2 separate regions of the Homo sapiens genome follow, and region 2 is linked to region 1. The links are chromatin contacts, found by Hi-C or POLR2A ChIA-PET in ENCODE. All regions are on one chromosome and are shown on one strand. The core of a region is the stretch at or near the end of the contact, and the rest is flanking DNA. Distances in the headings are between cores, read along the strand shown. Region 1 overlaps LOC643339 (a long non-coding RNA gene). Region 2 overlaps LOC643339 (a long non-coding RNA gene).

Region 1 (7,010 bases), core at 1,191-3,690:
CATATGGTGAAAATATCATTTTCACTGGGTGTCAAATTATGTTGGTGAGCTTATAAACTAGAAGATCCATTGCAAGAAGGCCATAGATTCCCTAGAGGTGAAGCTTTGCAGGCTGGAAATCTTGGCATTCTTCCTTTACTCATTTGTTAAGGCATATTGAGTTAGGTGCTAGTGTTCCTAGGCATGCTTTTGTATTACAGTGCTTCGCTTTCATGAAAATTGGAAAACAATTGGCTCAAACTCAACCTTTAGTAACAAAATTTCCCTTCTGACTTTCTAGACATGTGTCAAAATTACTTCATTAAATTTCAACAGTGTTTAAGCATGCGTTTGTACTGTGATTTTCACTTATTAAGCGCTCTGATGTAATATCTTGTTTTCAATTATATGTAATTTATCAATTATATATTCCTATTAAAGAACAGATTCAAGAAGAGAGGGATCTGATTTTGTGAAAAAGAAATTGTAGGGAAGAAAATCACTGGACTGAGGTCATGCTGCAAGTTAGAGGCCAACCCTAGACAGGAACTTTGTTTTCTAATTTTCTAAAGAGATGGGGTCTTGCTACTTTGCCCAGGTTGGCCTCAAACTCCTGGGCTCCAGCAATCCTCCTGCTTCAGCCTGCCCAATATCTGGACTACAGACACAAGCCACCACACCCAGCTAGAGCTTTTTCTTTCTTTTCTTCTTTTCTTTCCTTTTCCCTCCTTCCTTTCCCTCCCTCCCTCCCCTTCCTTTCTTCCCTCCCTCCCTCCTTCCTTCCTTCCTCTCTTTCTCTCTCCTTCCTTCCTCCCCTCTCTCCCTCCCTCCTTCCTTTCTTTCTCTCTTTCTCTCCTTCCTTCCTTCCTTCCTTCCTTCCTTCCTTCCTTCCTTCCAGGTCTCTCTCTACCCTGCTCAAGCCATCCCCCGCCTCAGCCTCCCCCACTCCCTCAGAGTATCTGGTACTACAGGTGCATGCCACCACATTCAGCTAGCTTTTGTATCTTTGTAGAGACGGGGTTTCACCATGCTGCCCAGGCTGGTCTCATACTCCTGGGCTCAAGTGATCCTTCCGCCTTGGCCTCCCAAAGTGCTGGGATTACAGGTGTTTACCACCACACTGGCAGAATTTTATTTCTTAAAATGATTTTTGCTGTTTTTTCCTTTATCTTATATTGCCTAAGGGCTTTCTTTTTTTTTTTTTTTTAATATTTTTAAGTAAACAGGGTCTCAAGCCTTCAGCCACCCCTTCATCTCTTATATTTCCCTCCAGTGAAATCATAGTACTATGCACAGGCCTGGGTCTCCTTGTCTTTCAACAACTTTGGCTTCCACTGGGGTCTTGAAATCCCTCCGCCATCAATATACAATAAGAAATCCAGCTTTTCCACTCCAGCTGGCAGCTTTTCTGCTACACAGATTAGCTTTTTCATGAACAAAAACTGGCACATCTGATCTATTGGAATTTTATGGCTGCTTAATGGAATTTATTGAAGGCAGCTCAGCAAAGTAGTGTTGCTATGTCTAGTCATGCCTCAGGAAGTGTCTGTACTTAAACCCCAATATGAAAAAGCATTCAAATCCCAGCACTTTGGGAGGCTGAGGCAGGAGGATCGTGGGGGTCGGGAGTTTGAGACCAGCCTGACCAACATGGAGAAACCCCGTCTCTATTAAAAATACAAAACTAGCCGGGCGTGGTGGTGCATGCCTGTAATTCCAGCTACTTGGGAGGCTGAGGCAGGAGAAGAACTTGAACCCGGGAGGCAGAGGTTGCAGTAAGCCGAGATCGCGCCATTGCACTCCAGTCTGGGCAACAAAAGTGAAACTCCATCTCAAAAATAAATAAATACATACATACATAAAATAAAAAAATAAAAAATAAATAAAAGGCCCCCTTGCTTGAACAACGTCCCCTGCAGATACTTTCTGGGCACAAGGGACGCCGTAAGGGCTCCACTTTGCTTATCTCCGCGCGAATCTTTTACTCATCCTGACACGGGCTAGTTCTAATTGATAATCCGTCTTGCTTCCTGGGAATCCCCGAGGAATTTTTAAGAGAAAAATGCAACTTGTTTTGTGAACGGAAAAACAAGTTTGGCTAAGAGTAAACAAATAATAATGAAAGAAAAGCTCATGAGAAAAATAAAAATGAAACAAAAGCACTCTTTCTTTCCTTTAGGGCAGTGCAGGGGACGGAAGGACAGTGGGAGAGGGTGGGAAACGCAGAGGAGGCGGCTGAGTTTATTTTTAACATCAAGTTAAAGACATACTCTGTGTTCTTTCCTTTTAAAAATAGGCTTTTAACGTCTTGAAGCATTTTGACTATTCTGCCTGTGAGGTAAAACCCCTTTTGTGGCTGGCAACTCCCACTGGGTCTTTTCCCATCATTAAAGGCTTACTGGCCAAGTAGTTAGAGCGTTGGAAAAACCCCAGCACTTTTCTTCAAAGGTTCCTCATTAGCATATGCACACAGCTTCTGTGCGCAGAGAGGCTTAGAAACCCTGGCTGCTTACCTGGAGCTTGAGCTTCCTTGCATTTTTCAGAACTGATGGTTAGGGGAAAATCCTCTTTTTAAAATAGTTTGGATTCATGAAATAGTGGAGACAGTCTTTTTTCAGTCCACTGCAAAATTTATTAGTTGAGTTTATGAATAACGCAACATACCGACACCTATAAAATTTGATATGGGTGAACAGATATGGTAATAGCTAATCTCTAACACTTTTTGAAGGCTTCCTATGGGCCAGATACTGTCTATATGCATTTAATGCTCTGAACAGTGCTCTCAGGGTACATAATATTATCATCCCATTTTACAGATGAAGAAACTTGAACTCAAGGCTATTAAATAACAAACTCAGTGAGTGAGTTTGGGGGAAGAGATTCAAACTCAGGCAAGACAGTCAGTTCAGGTCCACTGCTAGCCCATACCATAAGTACATAATTAGAAAAGAAGTCCCTACTTTAAGATATTTTTGCTTCCATCTTTTGGAAAGTTATCAAAAATACCAATTTTGTTAGAAGAAGACATTTTGCTGCCACTTACAAGACTGTTGTCACAATAAATATATAGATCTGCAATGTGTTGATGAGGTGAAGCATGCCCCCTTAGATGTGACAAACTTGTGCAGTGCACAGCCTGCACAAAGGTCCATGACAGCTGTTCGGTACACGTACACATGCAAACACACATGTACGCTTCCACAGAAGAAAAAAAAGGCTGTTTTAGTTTAGTCTTTTGGTCTTTTAGAGGTAACCAGGCTGATCTGACTTCAGGAACAGCTCTTCTATGTGGCTCAGTCTAGAATGAGTATAGATCATATAAAAGGGTCTGAAACTGGTTGTATTTGTACATAGTTCAAAAATATCCTACTCTTACTTCCTCTTTGCTTCTCCTCTGGGGAATAAACACTCAATAAACATTTTACACAGGAAGTTCCGTGTACATAGGTGTGTTAAAGGATGAGGATAAAATAAATAGAATAGTTCACAAAACTGGGGAGATTAAACTTTTATTACAGAAAATTTCAAACATATACTGAAGTAGAACAAAAAGTATAATGAACCCCACTTTCCTCCATGAACCTAACATCCAGCTGTAAAAATCATCGACTGATGGCCATTCCTGCTTCGTCTGGATTTCCACTCGCTCTCCTCCATATTGAAGCAATTCCTAGACACATCATTTTAGCCAAAAATATTTCAGTACATTTCTCTTCAAGATATGAAATCTTTTCAAAATATAACCACAATACCATTATTACATCTAAACAGAAATAATAAAAAGTCTTTAATATCATCATATAGCCAGTGTTCAAAATTTTAACTGTCTCTCAAATGTCCCAAATTTTCTTTTTTCATTTGTCTGTTTTTACCTTGTGTTTTTTGAAATGGGAACCAACTAAGTTCAAACATCCCATTGGTTGTTACGTTTCTTAAGTCTCTTTTAATGTACAAGTTCTCCCTTCATCTTCCTTCATCTCTCTCTCTCTCTTTTTTCTTTTTTTCCAGAGTCTGCATTTTGCTGATGGCATCCAAGTAATGTTTAACGTGGTTCTCTGCTGCAGAATCCTTTCTGTATCTGTATATTCTTTTAAGGTGCTTGGGTGAATTTGATCCATAGCCAGGCTTGGAAAATACTGGAGAAGTTGTGTTTCTGCTTCTGGATTTCTTAATGTCTTTTATCTTTTTTTTTAATTTCATTTTTCTATTTCTTTCTTTTTTTTTTTTTTTTTGAGATGGAGTCTCGCTCTGTCACTCAGGCTGGAGTGCAGTGGTGTGATCTTGGCTCACTGCAAGCTCCGCCTCCCAGGTTCATGCCATTTTTCTATTTCTTAAATCCTCTATAGGAAATAAGGATTTCTTAATGTCTGGGTTGAAAAAACAAAACTCAGAGGAACCTGAGTACAATCATAAAAGTACATGTCCACCACCTGTTGACAGACGATGAATGTTGGCTTGAATATAGAGGGCATCTAGAATCCCTGGGGCAACTAAGGGGGCTGCAGGGGAACAACTTCTCAGCCAGGCTTGAGATGGGCAACAGAGCTGAATTAGCAGTGCTGGAAAAAAAAAGAGGACCTTCCAGCTGGGGGATTTGGTCTCACTTGAGGCCCTGTGGGAACTAGTAACCAGCAGGTGAATTGTTAATTAGCAGGCAAAGCCTGGCCTGGAATAAGCTGGTGCTTGACTTCAGTGGAGTTTAAATAGCTGGGAAAACGATTGTTCTAAGGATACTTGACTGGAGGCATTTCCAGCACATGCTTGTGGCAGAAGGAGTGATGTGTTCTGTCCTAGGCACCTCTGCTGCTTCTGTCATCGACCTAGGTGATATGCTTTGGCTGTGTCCCCACCCAAATCCCATGTGTCATGGAAGGGACTCGGTGGGAGGTAATTGATTCATGGGGGCAGGCCTTTCCTGTGCTATTCTCATGATAGTGAATAAGTCCCATGAGATCTGACAGTTTTATAAAGGAGAGATCCTCCACACATGCTCTTTTGCCTTCTGCCATGTAACACGTGACTTTGCTCCTCCTTTGCCTTCTGCCATGATTGTGAGGCCTCCCCAGCCATGTGGAACTGTGAGTCCATTAAACCTCTTTCCATATAAATTACCCAGTCTCAGGTATGTCTTTATTAGCAGCGTGAGAACAGACTAATACACTGGGCTTGCTTTCTTCTGTGCATCTTCTTTTTGTTTTGTTTTGTTTTTGGAGACAGAGTCTCACTCTGTAGCCCAGGCTGGAGTGCAGTGGTGTGATCTTGGCTCACTGCAACCTCTGCCTCCTGGGTTCAAGCAATTCTCTGCCTCAGCCTCCCAAGTAGCTAAGATTACAGGTGCCAGCCACCATGCCTGGCTAAATTTTTGTATTTTAGCAGAGATGGGGTTTCACCATGTTGGCCAGGCTGGTCTCAAACTCCTGACCTCAAGTGATCCACCTGCCTTGGCCTCCCAAAGTGTTGGGATTACAGGCATGAGCCACCACGCCAGGCCTCTTCTGTGCATCTCAAAGGCTTGAGAAAAATTTTTTTTTTTTTAAATAAATAACAGAGCATTACATTTCCTTGGTGAGGGGTTTTGGGGCTTTTTTCCCCATGTCCACATTGATCTGTCAACACCTGCCCCAGGTCCCTGCTGTTCTCCTTGCCCCATACCTGCTGCCAAAAGAGGTGCTTGCTGTCAGAAAGCCGGGGTCAAAGTGTCTCTACCACTGGCTAGCTGGGCAACCTTGGGTAGGTCCCTCAGTTCTCTGAGCCCTGTAATCTTTATGTAAAATAAAGATTGTATCACCTGCTCCACCTACCATAAGAGGCTGTTGTGAGAATCAGCCTCTTATGGTAGGTGGAGCAGGTGATCCAAAAGAGTTAATGTAGGTGAAAGTCCTGTCCTTCATTAAACCACAAAGCATCATCCAATTGCTCTTGTTGCCTGCTGCCTCCTCTCTACTTGTAGTCATTCATTCCTGGCTGAGAGTGCAGAAGTTGAACAAGGCCCCATTACTTTTTAGTTGTATCATTTGGGGCGAGTCATGCTGTGAATTTCTGTTTCCTCATACATAAAATGGGAATAACTTTACCTAGCATTTATTTACATCCTTCTTTATTTACACTGCACCTTGACCCAATGATGTTATCAGCACGAAAGCCGAGATAAACACACATAAAGCACCTAACCTAGACTTGGCACCCAGTCGGTACTCAGTAAAAGGGAATTCTTTCCTTCCCTGTTTGTGGAAATTGGACTATGGTATAACCCAGCTGAGATGCCTTCCTTTATAAAGAAAGAACTCCTCCTCTAATTGCTGAGGATAGTACTGTCTGCTACTCCTTCACCCTCAACTTTTTATCTCAGTGCTTTGCTCAAGGCCCAAACATGCTTAAAATTCTCTTTTGAAGTCTGTAGACTAGGGAGTTATATAATGGAGTCTTCTTTTATTACTTGGGGATAAAGATTCCTCAACAGCACGTGTGAAAAAGACTCAAATATTTGGTTGACTGCAAAATTAACATGAGTCAACAGTGTGATGAACAAGCAAGAAATGTATTTTAGGAAGTATGAAGGGAATGGTCCAGTGAGAGGATAGCCTTAGACTCATTCTCCTCATGTTGGTCAGACTACGCTTGGACTAAAGGACTCAGTTCCAGATGCTGATGCCTGGGGATGGATCATCAGAAAGGAGTGCTAGCAAAGAGCTTGGGATGCAGGGTGTTTGAGTAACTTTCAGAAAAACTGAGGCTCCTTAAACTGCAAAAGATGTATTTCAGGAGAGATATGTATTGTCTCTTGTTTCTTGAACGGACTGAACAAAACACCACCACTTTGGATTTACTTAAGAGTAATAATTTCTAAGGAGTATGTAGAAGTACACATTTGAGGTTATGTGACTCCCAGGGGAAGAATTAGGGACAGTAGGTAGAAGTTATGGAGAAGTAGTTTTAGTGGTATTTCTGTTTCTATTCCTCTTTACAACTCTGGGTTTTCGGAAGAATTAGCTATTAAAACTATTTAAAACTTGGCTTTCTTACAGCCA
Region 2 (7,010 bases), core at 2,464-4,963, 34 kb before region 1:
ATTGCCAAAGGCCATTCAAATAAAATTGATACTTTCTTTTTGGTTAATGGTGACAACAAGATTGCAAGCCAATAGCTGTTCTGATGGACATGCTTCTTGCCTCTTTGGAAACTTCATAGCAGAGCCTGGACACACAACCAGTCTGTGTAATTCCAGTCCAGTGTTTGTGTACTTATGAAAACTTCATCAGGTGTCGCCTCTATGCAGAGGGGAAGAGCACCTAGGGAGGGGCAGCAGAAACTGAGCCCAGGCGGCTGCAAAGGTATGAAGTTGGGCTCCACTTCTGCCATCACTCCTTCTTTCCATCCCTCATTGGACATTTTCCAGCCTCATCTGCCAGATGTCTCTAGTGTCAAGAGCACTCTAATATAGCCCAGGGCACGGGATAGGGAAGAAAAGTGGGTTAGGGAAGATAGACTCTTGATGCCACTGTTAAGGGAGGGGAACAGGGTTGACTAATATGTATATATATGTGTGTGTGTGTGTGTGTGTGTGTGTGTATGTGTGTGTGCTTTTTAATTTATTCTCCAACTGTTCTAATGAATTTTCAATTTGAGCAATTTTATTTTTAATGCTCCCCAAACTTTCTTGTTCTCTATTGGTTTTTTTTTTTTTTTGTCCCCATAGAATTTTGATGTTATTTTATAGTTGCAATATCTTCCCCTGATCTTTCAGGGGCTTCAGGTTCTCTTCAGTTTCTTATGTTTTCTTTGTTTCTGATGAGATGCCTGCTTTTCTTGGTGTCTCTCTATTATCAAAGTTCTGGTCACCCTTAGCTCTTCATGCATAATGAAGCGTGAGCTGCTGGAGAGTGGAGCGGGGATGCTTCAGACCTCATTGGGGCTAACTTTCTGAGGGTAGTTGTTTTAGGACGATTGGCAGCAGGGAGTTGGCCGCAATACTTGGAAATTTTTTTTTCCTTCTTTTTAAATTAAGGAGCTGAATGCTTTGTGAACTGAGAAATTTCTGAATGCTATCCTATGGAGGTCTGTATTAGTCCATTCTCATGCTGCTATAAAGAATTGCCCGAGACTGGGTAATTTATAAATGAAGGAGGTGTAATTGACTCACAGTTCCACATGGCTGGGGAGGCCTCAGGAAACTTACAATCATGGCGGAAGGCAAAGGGGAAGCAAGGTACCTTCTTCACAAGGTGGCAGGAAGAAGTGCCAAGCAAAATGGGAAGAGCCCCTTATAAAACCATCAGATTTCCTGAGAACTCACTCACTATCATGAAAACAGCATGGGGGAAACTGCTCTTGTGATTCAGTTACCTCCACCTGGTCTTTCCCTTGACATGTGGGGATTATGGGGATTATAAGGATTATAATCCAAAATGAGATTTGGGTGGGGACACAAAGCCTAACCATATCAAGGTCTTTTCTCTGGAGCCATTCAGTTTCTCCAAATAAGAAACCTCATAATTCCTGTCTGGGCCTGGCTACCAGGAAACTATGTACAGGGATGTTTTGGTGCATTATATTCATTGATTAACTGTTCTAAATACAGACCTTTTTGGTCAATCCCACTTTGCTGTACTAATGATAAAAATGGCAAACTCTTAAATATTGCTTAATCTATGTCAGGCACTGATCTAACTGCTTTACATTGCTTACCTCATGTAATCCTCCCAACAACCCTATGAGGTAGATGTTATTACCATCTTAGTTTTACAGATGAGGAATCTGAGGCATAGGGAGATTAAGTAACTGTCCTGAGATCACCCAGCTCGTAAACTGTAAAGCCAGGATTTTCACCCAGGCCCCTTGACTGACTATAGGGCCAATGGAATGCTGCCTCCTTGATGGAAAAATCACATAGGCTGGGATTTGGGCCATTTCTGAGGGTTCAAGAAGATTGCAAGCCCCAAGAAAGCAGAGATTTTGTCTGTTTTACTCACACTGTACATCCAAATCCTAGCACATTTCAGTACAATGGATTTTCATGAAATAAATGAATTTATAGTGCCTTTCTTACAGAAATGGCACTTGTTGCTTTTGGGGGTGGGCTACTGGAAGGAGGTGCGATGATCTTCTAATTTTCTTTGGTTGTTAAATATAATCTTTTCTTTTGGGAAAGAGAGCAGAGCTGAGGTTGGAGAAGTGGTATGGGGCACATTTCTTTAGTAAAACTTCTTTATCTCCTTCCATGCTTGGCTTCCTCATTCTTTGTTCAAAGACTGTTACTGTTACTTGGGGAATGAGCTTATTTATTTTTTCTCAATATTGTGCACTATGAATCAACATTCCTGTCATTATCTGTTATCTGAAGTTCAGAGAAAACCCCCAACCCCCAGCATCCCCTATTAAAAACAAAACAAAATGAGTTTTGATATTTGGATTGTTCTCTTTGAATGAATAATACCCAACCTTTCGTTTCCTCCAAGAATGGCTCTTATTTGACAATGACTATTTTAAAGCATGAATTTCCTGAAATGGAATGACCCAAAGGCCATGGCAATACACATGCTTTACATACTTGAATTATAAAAAAAAAATCTGGCTCTTATTTCAAGGGTTTAATGCTGTTTTGACAATGCATTTATATCTTCCACTGAAACGTTTTTGTAAAAACGGGTTCATGCATAATCAGGATCTGAAGCTTTATTGCCAGTGTCACTAATATTTATTGTAGATTTTGGAGCAGAAAGAATTACCTTGTATTAGGATTGTTTGTTTGCAATTCCAGACTTCTCAACAGCTTACGATTAAAGAAAACACTTTTTAAAAGGATGGTGCTGATAAAAGTTTCTTTTTCTTTATTAAATAAAGCAATTCACTAGAAGTAAAGTATAGCATGAAGAGGAAAGTGGACAATTTATTAAAAGAAATCAGCAGGTGTCAAGAATTGCTTGGTTATAACTCACAGAAAACCATTCCATCTATGTTAAGCAAAACAGGAATTTTAACGGGAGATTATGGAAGCCCAGTACGTACTACAAAAGATGTCTGAAACCAGGAACTGAAAAGTCAGGGCCTGAGCCCACCCACCCTCCTCCCTTCCTCATGCCCTTCCCTGCTTCCTTCCTTCCTTCCTTCCTTCCTTCCTTCCTTCCTCCCTCCCTCCTCCCTTCCTCCCTTCCTTCCTTCCTTCCTTCCTACCTTCCTTGCTTCCTTCCTTCCCTCCTTCTTCCTTCCTTCCACAGATACCTATCAAGCATCTCCTATGAGCCAAGTACTGTAGATACAGTAAAGAACTAATCAGAGAGACCTCCTGTCAAAGAGCTTATATCCTCATAGAAGGAGATAGGTGATAAGCTAGTCAAAGTCAAATAAAAATAAGTTTCTTATAAGTAGAGTGATCATAAAATTTGTTTCCTACTTCTTTTTCTGCGACAGGGTCTTGCTCTGTCACCAGGCTGGAGTTCATTGGTGTGATCTCAGCTCACTGCAGCCTCAAACTCCCTGGCTCAAGGGATCCTCCCACTCAGCCTCCCAAGTAGCTGGGACTACAAGCATGTGCCACCATACCCAGCTAATTTTTGTATTTTTTGTACAGACGAGGTTTCACCATGTTGCCCAGGATGGTCTTGAACTCCTGGGCTCAAGCAATCCTCCTACCCTGGCCCTCCAAAGTGCTGGGATTACAGGCATGAGCCACCGTGTCCAGCCTTGTTGCCTACTTTTGAGAGTGAATGAGGTGCTATTAATAGTCATGCTTGACAATAAGAGTAAACCTGTCCAGGACACACTGGAAATGTCATGGGCAAAAGACTATGGCGAGAATTAGAGTAGAGTCATGTGGCGAGGGCTGGGTGGCTACTTGACACAGGTGATAAGAGATGTCCTTATATAAGCTGAGACCTGAGTGACAAGAAGGAGCCAAGCATAGGAAGATGACAGGAATGAGCCTCCTAGGTAGAGAGAACGACTAGAATAAGGGCTCCCAGGGAAGAACGAAGGTGGCTGGTGTGCACGGACAGGGAGAGCCTGGCTGGAAATGAGACCAGAGGCATAGGCAGGAGCCATGTGAAAGCAGTCTTAAGAAGGAGTTTGGCTTTGTTCAGAGCATGATGGGAAGCCACGGGAAGGTTTTCACAAAGAAATGACATGTTCTGCTTTACTTTTTGAAAAGACCATTCTGGGCCAGGTGCAGTGGCTCATGTCTGTAATCCCAGCACTTTTGGAGGCTGAAGCAGGTGGGTAGCTTGAGGCCAGGAGTTCGAGACCAGACAGGGCAACATGGTGAAACCCTGTCTCTACAAAAAATACAAAAATTAGCTGGGTGTGGTGGCACATGCCTGTAGTCCCAGGTACTCGGGAGGCTGAAGAGGGAGGATTGCTTGAGCCCAGGAGGTCGAGGCTGGGGTGAGCCATGATTGTGCCACTGCACTCAGCCTGGACAATAGAATGAGACCCTGTCAAAAAACAAACAAACAAACAAACAAAAAAAAACAAAAAAAACACTTTGTGTTTTTTTAATTGGAATTTTTATTGATTTTTTCCTTAGATGTGGTTATTTTTAAAGTTCCTATCTTTAAGAGACGCAAACATATGCAAAATCAGATCATTTATAGACCAAATGGTGTAATATCTGAGATTTACCTCAAAATTAGAGATAGAGGTGAATGACATTGGCCATGATTGGATGCTTGTTAATGGTGGGTAGTGGGGGTTTTGATTTACTGTTCTTTTTACTTCTATATATGCTTGAAATTTTTAAATAATGAGATGTTGCAAAAAAAAAAAAAAAAGAAAGTATCTCTGGTTGCAACTGTGTGGAGACTGTGTTTTAGAGGGACAAAGAGCAGGCAGACCAGTTAAGAAAAGCAGAATCTATCTGAGATATGGTGATGGGCAGGGTTAGGTTGGTTGTAGTATAGACAGGAGAAGTGGATGGATTTGGGATACATTTTGTAGCTGGAGCCAACAAGACCTACTGATAGATGAGTGGGGTGAGGATGCAAGAGGGGTCTATAGTAACCCTTCACTTTTTAGGTTGGCAACTAGCTGGATTAAGATGTTACTGACCAAGATAGGGAAGATATAGGAAGAGCAAGTTGGGGAATAGAGGAAGAAAAGTTCTCTTTTGGCCACGTTCAGCTTCACATACCTATTAGACATTCATGAGGAAATGTGAAGTTGGCAAGTCTGGCGTTGTGCACAGAGGACTGGGGTGTCATAGACACCTGTCATGAGCTACTCCAGGTGCTCTCAGGCTCACGTGCCTCAGGGGCCTTGCAGATTTGTTCTGCCTCTGTGGCTGGCTCTGTGTTGCTCCCACTGACCTTTTGTGGGTGTCACTTTCCATCTCGGGGATTTCTTATTGATGACAGAAACGTGCTCAATGCCTCTGTAGAAGTGACTGAGAAGTGAGGAGGAGTTAACACCCTGTGGAGTAAACTTTTGACCATTGGGGAATGGGAGCTGGTGGATAAATTCCTCCCTCTTCCTCTCCTTGGACAGCCAGTGCTCAGATGTGGTCATTCCTGTGGTCTCTTGGACGAAAAGTCCTGGGACATGGAGTAACTGGCCATGCATGATCCTGAGAGAAAGCCAGCTCAGGGATGCAACATTGTGTTTGTTTTCCTTCCTTTCCTGCCTCACTCTCCCTTCCCTCAATATTTGGAGAACAAGAGAAGATGGACACAGTAAAGGCGATGGAAAAGGAGGCAGAAAAGGAGAAGGAAGGCCAGGAGAAGGGAGTGTCATGCAAATCTTGCATGGGAGAAAATGATCATCATTTTGTCAAATGCTGCAGGCCATCCAAGTGAGAAAGGACTAGTGTGTGATCCTTAGATTAGGCAAACATCAAAGCCATTAGTAACCTTAATGACACCAGTCTTCATGGGGTCGTGAAAGTTGATCATATGAATTGGGTCATTCTTGTCATGCTCAACTTGCTCTAGAAATGTTACTTTCTGCAAGCCCAGCAGCTGAAACTGCTGGTTGTAACCTGAAACCAGTTTTATCTACAGCTGCTAAGATAACTTGCTGCAATTCTAGGACTAACTTTGCCCACCACCCTCGCCCACCAATTGGAGCTTGCCAGCTCCCCAAATCTTTGCTAATCACAATGAACTTTCTTTCAGGACCACACATAACAATCCTCTCTCTTTTTTATAAAATCCCCAACCTTCTATTTGTTCTTTGGACATACCAAAAACCAACCAGACTGTGTGTACACCCCACATTGGGATCCTTTCTTGCCAAAGAAAACATTACTTGTAGAGATTTGTCTCTATATTTTAATTTTGACTTCAACAAGGTGATTGGGAAAGAAGCTTGGCTAAAGTGGACTGAAGACAGAATAGAAAATTTTTTAAAATGTGAAGGTGGTAAATAGAGACAACTCTTTGCTTTGAAGAGGAGCAGAAAATGAAGTGGAGGCTAGAAGAAAATGTGTGGAAAAGGGAGGTTGTTTGTGTGTGTTTTTGTTTGTTTGTTTGTTTTAAGATGGAGTCTCTCTCTGTCACCCAGGCTGGAGTGCAGTGGCACGATTTTGGCTCACTGCAACCTCCACCTCTAGGGTTCAAGCGATTCTCCTGCCTCAGCCTACTGAGTAGCTGGGTTTACAGGCTTGTGCTACCACACTTGGCTAATTTTTGTATTTTTAGTAGAGATGGGGTTTCACCATGTTGGCCAGGCTGGTCTCTAACTCCTGGCCTCAAGTGATCCACCTGCCTCAGCCTCCCAAAGTGCTGGGATTACAGGCATGAGCCATGGTGCCCAGCTGGAGGTTGTTTTTAAAAGATGGGCAGTATTACTCTATGTTCATGGGAATAATCCATGAGGGGGCATAATTATGACAGAGGAGTCCCGGAGAAGGCAATAAGGAATACAATTCAGGACTCAAAGGAAGGGTAGGGCGGGCATGGGTGGGCTGGGGTTTCAAGAGAGGAGAATGTTCATTTTGGAAATGGGGAGACAAATGTACTAGGCATGTGTGATAGATTCACTGGGCGGTGTTGAGACGGGGCTGTGACGGGTCCACCTGGGCTCGTGTCTGTCTCTCATCTCATCTCTCACTGAGGCTGCTTTATTCTGCTCAGCCAAGACTGGCTTTTCCTC

Evidence for each region. A loop is a pair of places that touch in the nucleus more often than their neighbours do. ChIA-PET counts read pairs that join two places held with the same protein, here RNA polymerase II (POLR2A).
Region 2: a loop to region 1 is called in a map with no recorded cell type, with 2.8 times the contacts of the local background. The contact joins two enhancer-like sites. A Hi-C loop is called at or near these places in 1 of 168 maps with a recorded cell type or tissue (posterior vena cava) and 2 of 37 single-sample maps with no recorded cell type. POLR2A ChIA-PET finds 5 or more read pairs at or near these places in 5 of 52 experiments (HepG2, K562, SK-N-SH and 1 more).

Annotation. Positions count from the first base shown.
Region 1 is chr12:93,163,346-93,170,355 of GRCh38, reverse strand. All of the region lies in intron 3 of LOC643339 (a long non-coding RNA gene), which reads left to right. Among named protein-coding and RNA genes, the nearest start is that of LINC02412, 7.5 kb to the left of the region's middle. RefSeq lists an enhancer at 2,116-2,665. Within about 2 kb of position 2,440, at least 8 of the 41 ENCODE cell types and tissues checked have a DNase peak (open chromatin) inside an H3K27ac peak, as active enhancers do.
Region 2 is chr12:93,198,912-93,205,921 of GRCh38, reverse strand. All of the region lies in intron 3 of LOC643339 (a long non-coding RNA gene), which reads left to right. Among named protein-coding and RNA genes, the nearest start is that of LINC02412, 28 kb to the right of the region's middle. Within about 2 kb of position 3,713, at least 3 of the 41 ENCODE cell types and tissues checked have a DNase peak (open chromatin) inside an H3K27ac peak, as active enhancers do.